Linked DNA regions of Homo sapiens: region 2 is linked to region 1. Evidence: chromatin contacts called from ENCODE Hi-C data. All regions are on one chromosome and are shown on one strand. Each heading gives the region's core, a stretch centred on a gene start or an enhancer-like site at or near the end of the contact. The rest is flanking DNA. Distances are from core to core; before and after follow the strand shown.

Region 1 (4,762 bases), core at 798-3,297:
CAGCGCATATCGGTGTTGGAAGCCATTTCGAAGGAGGAGCCGTTCCACCTCTGCCTCTTGATGAACTGGGCTTCATGGATGCGGGGCTTCCTGGTGACCGGCTCGAAGCCGGCCTCCGTCTCCCAGGCCACAGCCACACCCCGCACAGTCTGCACGTGCGTGTAGAAGGCACACACACTCTGCGGAGCAGCATTGTCCTCATCGCACATGCAGGAGCAGCACGACTGGTACTGGGAGTAGGACTGGTACTCGGAGGACTCTGAGGATGGGGAGCTGCTCCAGTCCCGCATCCCCCGGTCCCTGGCAGCGAAGTAGAGGCCCTCCTCCCGGGGAATGGCAGGCCCCGGCCGTGGGGACGACCCTTCTCTCTGTATAGTCCCTGAGAAGCAGAAGGACATTGTCATCAGTGCCCTTTAAGGGATCAATGCCACATCTACCTTCAGGAGCCGCAGACTCTGAAAGGGTACAGGCTCTGGGAGCTCTTGAGCAAACACCGCCCCCTCTGCCCATTTCCTGAAAAAATGAAGATGGTGATAATGCCTGCTTCATAGGGTGTGGTAATGATTGAATAATGTATGAATGCAATCACCAAATCCTTGACTCAACTGAGAAAGACCATTAAATGGTGAATAACAGAGTTATATACACATTAGGGATATGATGATAAGGATCAAATAATGTATTAGAGTAATCACCAAGCAAAAGACCATCAACTGGGGAATAGGTAAGCTGACTGAGGTGTATCCATATGATGCAACCTGTTAAATCCATGAACCACTGAGACGTGCAACAATACGGATGAATCCTGAATGCATTATGCTAAATAAAAGAAGCCAATTAAAAAGGCCATGTAGTCATAAGAGAATGTGAACAAAAAAAAAAAAGAGTCCATGTCGTATATGATTTTATTCAGATGACATTCTAGAAAAGGCAAATTTTTAGCAACAGAGAACAGCTCAGTGGTTGCCCAGAGCTGGGGACGGGGTGAGAGGAGACTGGTCATAATAAGGCACAAGGGGACTTTTAGGGGTTTTGAAAAATCTTCTTTATCATGACTGTGTTGGTGGTTCCACAAATGTACATGTGTCAAACTTCTTTAAATTGTGCATTTAAAATTGCTGAAGTCTGTGTGCATAAAAGACACCTCAGTAAAGCCCATTTAAAAAACAACACATGCAAAGTGCCTTGGCCAAGCCACCCAGACCCACCATCCTCTTCAACATTTGTGACCTGTCTTCACCTTCCCGAGGGGGCATCTCACTATCTCCTTCAACACTTACTGTGTCCCTCTTGCCATGGAAGTGCTTGCCAAGTTTAATATTCAAAACAACCCTAAGAAATTATATTGTTAGGATTCCCATTCAACAGAGTAGGAAAGAGAGGCATGGAGTTTGAATGAGTGGTGGAGCCATTGGGCCCCCAGAGCTGGTGTGACACTTAGGTGCTGCCCACAGACACGTCCCCGCGGTCTTCAAATTGATGTTCTAGATTAACTTTCATCATTTTGTTATAAAGGAATTTTTTATTTCACTGCTGAAATCACAGGATGGACGTGTTGTTTTCTCAAATACACATTAAAATAAATACATAATTATAAACATTTTACATTTTCATTCTCATATCCCCTGAAAACACCTTATATACTCATAACAGCCTCAGTCACACCAAGTGTCCCATAAATATCAATTTCCTTTCCCTCCACATCTATGTTTATGGTCAACACAACCATTTGGTAACAGTATCAGGAGGCAACCTGGCACTGTCCCTTCCCATCAGGGCTTCCTTCCCAGGGAGCACAGCTGGCTGACCTTCCAGGCCTTTCTTTTCACCTACCTGGCCAGAACACTTCCACACTCTCCTCAGTGGACTCAGGGCTGGTCAAGCTGAGGGTGGTCCCATCGGTGGGTGACTGTTCTCCCCTGTGATCTGTGAAGTAGCATTTCATGATTTGAAATGAGTGCCCAGGGTGTCGGTGCTCCAGCTGTTCAGTGAGAGTTGGCTGGGGCTGTACTGAAGGCCTCCAGCTGGCCCCAGCCAGAGTGGACACTGAGCTCCCCATGGTCGCTAAGATCCTAGCTCTACTGTGTGACCTCATCGATGGCACTGGTCTGTTCTGTGACCCATGGCGAGGGCAGAGGCTGAGGCTGGATACCAGGAGAGGCTTCCCAACATGTTCTCATTTCCCCATGGGAACTCCTTTTCTGTCTTGTGTATTATCATGGACACACAGAAACACAAAACACACATACTCTTAACTCCTTAGACACACATAAAAACACAAACACATAAACACAGAGACACTTGTATACACTTAAGCATGCATGGAACCGCTGTCTTAGTCCATCTGTGTGGCTTACAAAGGGATACCTGAGGTTGGGTAATTTATAAAAGAAAGAAGTGTATTGGGCTCATGTTTCTGCAGCCTGTACACAAAGCATAGTGCCAGCATCTGCTTCTGGTGAGGGCCTTAGGAAGCTTCCATTCTCAGCAAATGGGGAAGGGGAGCAGGTGTGTTTAGATCACATGGGTAAGAGAGGAAGGAAGAAAGAGTGGAGGAAGTGACAGGCTCTTTTCAACACTCAGTTCTCACAGAACTAAGAGTGAGAACTCTTTACCACGAGGGTGGCACTGAGCCCTTCATGAGGGATTTGTCCCCGTCACCCAAACACCTCCCTCTACGCCCACCTCTCACATTGGATATCAAATTTCAACATGAGATTTGAAGGGGACACATGTCCATACTATGTCACTCACACACAAAGAAACGCATACATGATCACTCAGACACACATATACGCTGGAACACATATGGCACACACAGTAACATAAACATATGTACGTGTGTTCACATAGACACATAACATGCTCACACATACAAATTCACACACATATTTACTTAACCACACACACATACATGCACACAAATTCATGCCAGATTAATTAACCATACATAGGCTCACATACATACAGTCAGCAGCCAACATAAAATGACCCTGCTTCCCAGTGTGGAAAATCTCTCCTTCTCTCCCCCATCTTACGTCCCCACGCTGACCCTGTTTAGCTCCTCAACCCTCCACAACCCCACCCCACCCCTCCCCTCCCCTCTCCTCTACTCACTCCCTTGCTCAGTTCCTGTGACTCCAGACACTTCACTGCTCCCGGACATGCCCGGCATCCTCCCCTCACGGGCTCTGGGCTCTCGCACTTGCTCTTCCTTGTGCCTGTTCCAGGCTTTCCCCTAGGTTCCTGTGTGGCTCTCTCTCCTTCCGGTCTCCTCTGAAACATCACCTGGTCAGAGGAGCCTGCCTGGCACCCCCAGGAAAAGAGCTTTCTTTGGCCCTACAACTCTCTGTCACCTTACCCTGCTTTATTTTTCCATGATAGCATTTACCACCCTAGGCTGTATATAATGTCTGTGTGTGTATCTCATGGGTTTACCTGTATCTGTCTTCTCCTCCTTAGATGTAAGCTTAGGCAGGTAGGGACTTCCTTCGTTCCATCCACCTCATTATATCTCTAGTGTCTAGATCAATGTTTTACATATTAACAAGCACTCAGGAAATAATGAGTAAATAGCTGATGAACACGTTGGGCTGAAAAAGGCGTTACTCCCTCTGGGAGCTGCCTCCTCTGTGCTCCCTGGATCTCTGCAGTTCCAGGGTGGTTGGTTCTCTCCCACTAGGACTCTGGGAGTTGCCTCTTCCTTCTCCATTTGCACAAACCACGCTTCAGCCTCAATCAGCCTGATAAAATGTTCACCTGCCATCTCTCTGCTCTGCAACACGCTGGCACTTCACTCATTTCCTCCAACAAGCTTCTTACCACTTCCCTCTGTGGCTAATCTCTTCCCACCCTTGGTCAGTCTCATCAACTCTATTCCTTTGAATCCCAAATACTAAACAGTTCAGATAGGTGATGGATTGAAAATAATCCCAATATTCCACAAGCAACATCAACATCCCCCACACACCCAGCACCGAGGAATACCCTCCTCTCTAGAATGTGAGGCCACTGTGTGGAGGAAGACACCACGGTGCTCTACTGAGCCATGAAAGTCACGCCTGACCTAAACAGAAGACTACGTCCCCTGGCTAAAAGAGGAAATAGTGTAAGTGCACCCTTTTTTAACAAATAAATACAAAGACTTGCCTTACAAAAACAAGAGGGGGCAGCCAGCACAGAAAATAAGTAGGTCATTGGGGGATGGAAGGCAGTTCAGAGAGAGATGACATCATGGAGAATTGTTAAGCGGCAAAGTAAACAGCAAGTCTGGGAGGAAAGGAGACTCAGCCAACAAATTATGCTGAAAAATTATATTCGCTATTTTTTTGAATCAACTTTGGTCTCACTTCATGTAAAACAATTAAGAATATTTTCATAATGGTTCAGAGCTTACGCTTTAATGAAAAATGTGTAGAAAGAAAATATGTTAACATTTGTAATTACAAGGTGCTTTTTCTCAACTTAAACAATATTAGTCTTCGCAAGCATTGAGAAACTTTGTCATCTTTTCTAATTTCACTGCTTTAAAAAACTCACTGTTTCAATTTGCATTCCTCTGCTTTTCAGTGGAACTGGAAAAAAAAGCAAATGAGCAAGCAGTTTCCAGGGGAAGAAATGCAGAGGGATGATAAATATATGAGAAGATGTTGAGTCCTACTGTAATAAGGGAGCTACAACTTAAAAATGTGTAGTATACAGTATAGCACTTTTCACCCATGAGATAGGTAAGAGTTAAAAAGATGGACAATACCCAGTGCTG
Region 2 (4,415 bases), core at 399-2,898, 170 kb after region 1:
GTGTAGCAAAAATCATGGGAAAAAATAACAAATAAATGACTAACATTTTGGGAAGCTTTGCAATAGACGAGCATATTCATGTACATGAGCTCCCCTGACCCTGAATCCCACAGAGCACAGGCATTCTCTCCACTTTAGAGATGGGTAAACTGAGGCTCAGGAAGGGTAAGTATGTGACATGTCAACTGACCAGGAAATAATGGAGCCAGGGCTCAAAATCCTGTGTACTTTTTAAATGTTGGCTCCCATCTCAAGTTGATGGCTTTTGTCTGACCTTTTGGCATGCGTTTGTTTTGGCAAATGGGGAGGTAGGGAGGTGGGTGGGTAAAATTGAGGGGTTCACTTTGGGCCTCCCTCAAAGCATCTCTGAGTGCGGAGCAGCAAGTAATCATCCCCACAGCGAGGTTCTGAAGCTCTCAGGGCAAAAGGCAAGTCTTGAGGCTCCCAGGAGGAGGCGGGTCTGAATGCTCCTGCTGGTTGGAATCTCACACCTTAGTCTGCAGGGCAAGGAGGAGCTGTTCTTTGTGACTTGGTTTAGACAAAAGTACATAGACCTGGGTCCCTGTGGCCCTGGCTGTCAGCCGGTTCAAGGCTGGAGGTGGTGCCAGGCCCCAGCTTGGGGCTGGGACACAGGTTGCTGCCCTTGAAGAGCCCACAGGGGCAGAAGGGACAGTCTACAAATAGACCCAAAGACACAGCACACTGCAAACTTGCAGAGGCTTTGAGCGCTGCACAGAGCAGGACACCCAGCGGGGGCCAGTCATCTCCGCTTTCTCAGGCCACAGTCAGGGAAGCATAAAAAAGAACCTTGGAGAGAAAGGGGGAAAAAAACCCACTCTTGCATTAAATCCTGGTAGCAAGCAGACTATCCTAGGGCCAGCTTGGGAGAGTAAGGAAGGCACTCTGGGAGCTGGCATGGCACAAGCCAAGGAAAAGCCAGTGGAAAAAGTTGGGGGATCTGTGGGCAGTTTGGGGAGCAGGTGACCCCAGCCTGAGACAGAAAGCAGCCATTGGGAAGGCAGGCATGAGCCCACCTCAGGGTTGAAGGGAGGCCAGCCCTTCCCAGAGGTGGAGAGGGGAGCCTGGCAGAACGGGACTTGTCCACTGGTGCTTGGACTTTGCAAACAACCGGGCTTGCTGTAGCCAAGCTTACCAAGTGGACACTTACCTTGCCTCTTCCCCGATTATTTCATATCCTTCTGTAACTCTCACCCTGAGACCCAGCCTGGCCTTCCCCTAGCTGCAGATTATTCTGCTCCAAAAGCACAGCAGAGGACGGCTCCTTACTCGAGGAATGCGGGCGGCGGTCGTCCAGAGCCGATGATGAAACGGGCTATTTCTGCCCCGGGACATCAGCAGGGCTCTGGGCTCTGGCTCCAAGGCACACACTCTCCTGTTTTTAATGTTTCCCTAAACAAATGTTTTCCTTCCCACCTCGGGATATTTTTATTTGACTCTAGGTGCTGGAATAGCTTTAGCAATCATTCTGGATTGAAGTTGGAATCGTGGTTAGGGTCCGGCTAAGCGGCAAGCAATTTCTCACTCCCCAAGTGATCTGTTACTCGTGGCTGATTTGGAAGTAAAAATAGCAGCTGAGGCTGTTTGTTTAATCTGACTGTTACTTGACACCACGCGGGTGTTGCAGTGCGGACTGTTTGCCTCTTCCCCACCAAGAACACCATTTGGTTTCCCCCGGCTGGGTCTCTATTTAGGTAAGCTTCGCGGACTTCCCGTGTCTGGCCGGCTTCTGGTCACTGATCTTCCTCAGGTGGGTAGGTTTGTGAGCTAGAGGAGGCTTGGGTCCTGAATCCACTCTCCTATCACCTTTGGGCAGCCTGGATAAAGAGGAAAGAAGTCTTGGCTGCTGGGCAGAGCCGGGTTTCTCTCCCATTCCCGAGGAGGCCTGAGCAGCTGGACACGCAGAGAGCGGAAGGTACAGCCCAGACACTTGTCTGGCTCCTTAGCGTGGGCAGGGAGGCTCAAGTTCATGGCGGGAGGGATGTTCCCGCTGGGCCGATGCTGTGCTGGGGAAGTAGTTCGGTGCCAGGGTGCTGTGCAGGGTGGTATGTGTGTGCCGGGAGCCCATTGGTGTTGGGGCTAAGGTTCTTGGTGTGCTGGATGGGCCTCGGGGACCACGTACCCGGAACCGTGTACATGTGTGACTTTGTCCTTAGGTGTCATCTGTCAGGGATCTCTGCTCCCACATGGCTGAGTGCACAGATGTGCCCAGGCCACTGCGCTGTCAAATGGGTGACCCCATGGTCCCAGGTTTTCAGCATTCAGGGCTGAGGGAGGCTGGCTTTCTTAGCTCCCCCAGCGCTGGGCCAGGCAGGGTCACACCAGCTGTAACAAAGAGAAAAACTGGTGACTGAGACGTTCTGGCCTGTGGGCTCTGCGAGCATGTGTGTCCCCAAAACAAAGCCCGCCACAGGCTGCCTGTTCTTACACACCCTGGGAGGGCCCCCACCAGACTCCCACAGGGTATGCTTGACTGAGTCTAAAATTACCTCTTTTATTTTCTGGTGGAGAAGAATTGAACATTGAGAACGGCAGTGGTCAATGTGTGTGGAAAGCTAGATAGCCTTAAGAAAAATCATTGTGTAGGCCTTTCAGGTAGCTCCCTAAGTATAGGAACCTGGGAAGCAGATTAAACAGATGTGTGTAGTAAATGAGGTCCTGTTTTCCAGCATTTGAGTTCCCTTTGCAGTAGTGGCTGGTAACTCTGGTCTGTGGTCTGAGCATCTGGTTTTGTAAATAAAGTTGTATTGGCACACAGCCACCTTCATTCATTTGCATATTGTCTAAAGCTGCTTCTACACTATATCAGCAGAAACCATATGGCCTGCAAAACTGAAAACGCTTACAATGTGGCCCTTTACAGAAAAAGTTTGCTGACCACTGTGTTACAAGAACACATCTTGAGATGGGTCAATTTAATACAAAAAAAAAAAAAAAAAAAGCAGTGAAAGTTCTTGCTGTTAGAATAGTTTGTAAGCCAGACCCTTCAGGACCAGTGGCTGGCTGGCTCCTGAGCCTCCTGCACCTTCCAGGGCCCACTTTTTAGGCCTGGCTGATACAGGAAATGTCCAGTTTGCTGTCACGGTGCTGGGAGGGTTAGCTTAGCAGTAGAATCACCAGACACACAGCGTGTCCATGTGGCCTGGGCTGAGCAGGGCAGATTGTGCTTATCGGGGTGATTTATAAATAGCCTTCCCCGGGTGACCCAAGTCCAACACACATCTGCCCCTGGGTCTCTGGGAACAAGTTTGTCTGCTCTTGGATGACCAGAAGCTCACTGGGAAGGGAACAACTGTGTGCGGTGGGTAAGAAGGGGGCTGGTAGAATGCTGTGTCCTGGAGCAGAGGGGCTTAGGTCTCCTGGAACCTGGGGAGAGAAAGCTGTTGAGAGTAGACAGGAAGGCCAGAGATGGCCTTGCATCCTCCCACCTTGATTTCTTTTTGCCAGGACAGAAGTAAGTGTCTTTGTCTTTTCCTGACCCTAAGGAAGCCCTGGAGACCCTTACTGAAGAGGGGAGGCCTCATGTCTTGAAATAGCCCTATTCCTCCAGTCTCTGCCAGAAATCTCAAGAACCCAAGCCTGCTGGTGGCACCAGAACTGGGCCGTCTTCCTCATTGGCTCTTGGGATTTTACTCCATATGCCCTGGGTTACTGGAGGGAAGCAAAGGGCTTTGAGAGAAGGCCACGCTACAGGGGCACACAGGGCTGCTGCTCCCCAACAGGGTCCATCGAGGCTGGAGTGGATTTTGGTTTTATTTCCATTTGAGAGTTTAAACCTCATTTCACAAAATCCAGCCAGTCCATAGTCTTTATCTCAATCATATGCTTCATTTAGTTAATTGGAAAAATCTCAGACACCCCCTCATTTCTACTTGGTTTCCAAGGGTTGCATGGCATGAGCTAGTGGATGGGACAGAGCGGGAAGGACAAGGGATCAGTGGAGGCCTATCAAGACCCAAACATGGAGCATGTAGAGCACATGCTGATGTTCAGATGTGTCACCCCCAATTTAAGTCATTGGTATCACTCTGGAACATTCCCTGGAAGGGGCTGCCTGTGGGAAGAATACAGTGTGATTAATCCACAGCCTCCTAAAGTCAAGGGGAGGCAAGAGCAGAACTCAGCTGACCTGGGTTCTCAGGAGAAAGACTGAAGCCAGCTCAGTGCAAAGTGCATTCCCTTCTAAGCCCAGGTCAGACAGCCTGGGGAAAGTCTGACAGAAAGAAAATCCCAACAACCAATCAACCATGAATAGCTTCCTCTCCAGACTTAGGGACCTCCCTGTCTTAGATGAAGGGGAAAGGGACGTTCTTCTGGGCCATGACACATGGCAGATGGGCAGGCCTTCCTTGCGTCCTCCATTCTCTGCTTGGCCAATCCCAGGGGCTCCTTTGGCC

What was found. A loop is a pair of places that touch in the nucleus more often than their neighbours do. Pooled maps may share reads with other maps.
Region 2: a loop to region 1 is called in a pooled map, with 2.1 times the contacts of the local background. The contact joins the promoter of C10orf71 here to the promoter of FAM170B in region 1. A Hi-C loop is called at or near these places in 1 of 50 pooled maps.

Annotation. Positions count from the first base shown.
Region 1 is chr10:49,131,974-49,136,735 of GRCh38, forward strand. FAM170B (family with sequence similarity 170 member B) reads right to left here and starts at 2,048. Exons shown (of 2, transcript NM_001164484.2): 1 at 1,834-2,048; 2 at 1-379. The coding sequence starts at 1,945. FAM170B-AS1 (FAM170B antisense RNA 1) reads left to right here. Exons shown (of 6, transcript NR_038973.1): 2 at 3,683-4,108.
Region 2 is chr10:49,297,522-49,301,936 of GRCh38, forward strand. It overlaps C10orf71 (chromosome 10 open reading frame 71), which reads left to right and starts at 1,649. Exons shown (of 3, transcript NM_001135196.2): 1 at 1,649-1,712. C10orf71-AS1 (C10orf71 antisense RNA 1) reads right to left here and starts at 1,372. Exons shown (of 2, transcript NR_108038.1): 1 at 1,169-1,372.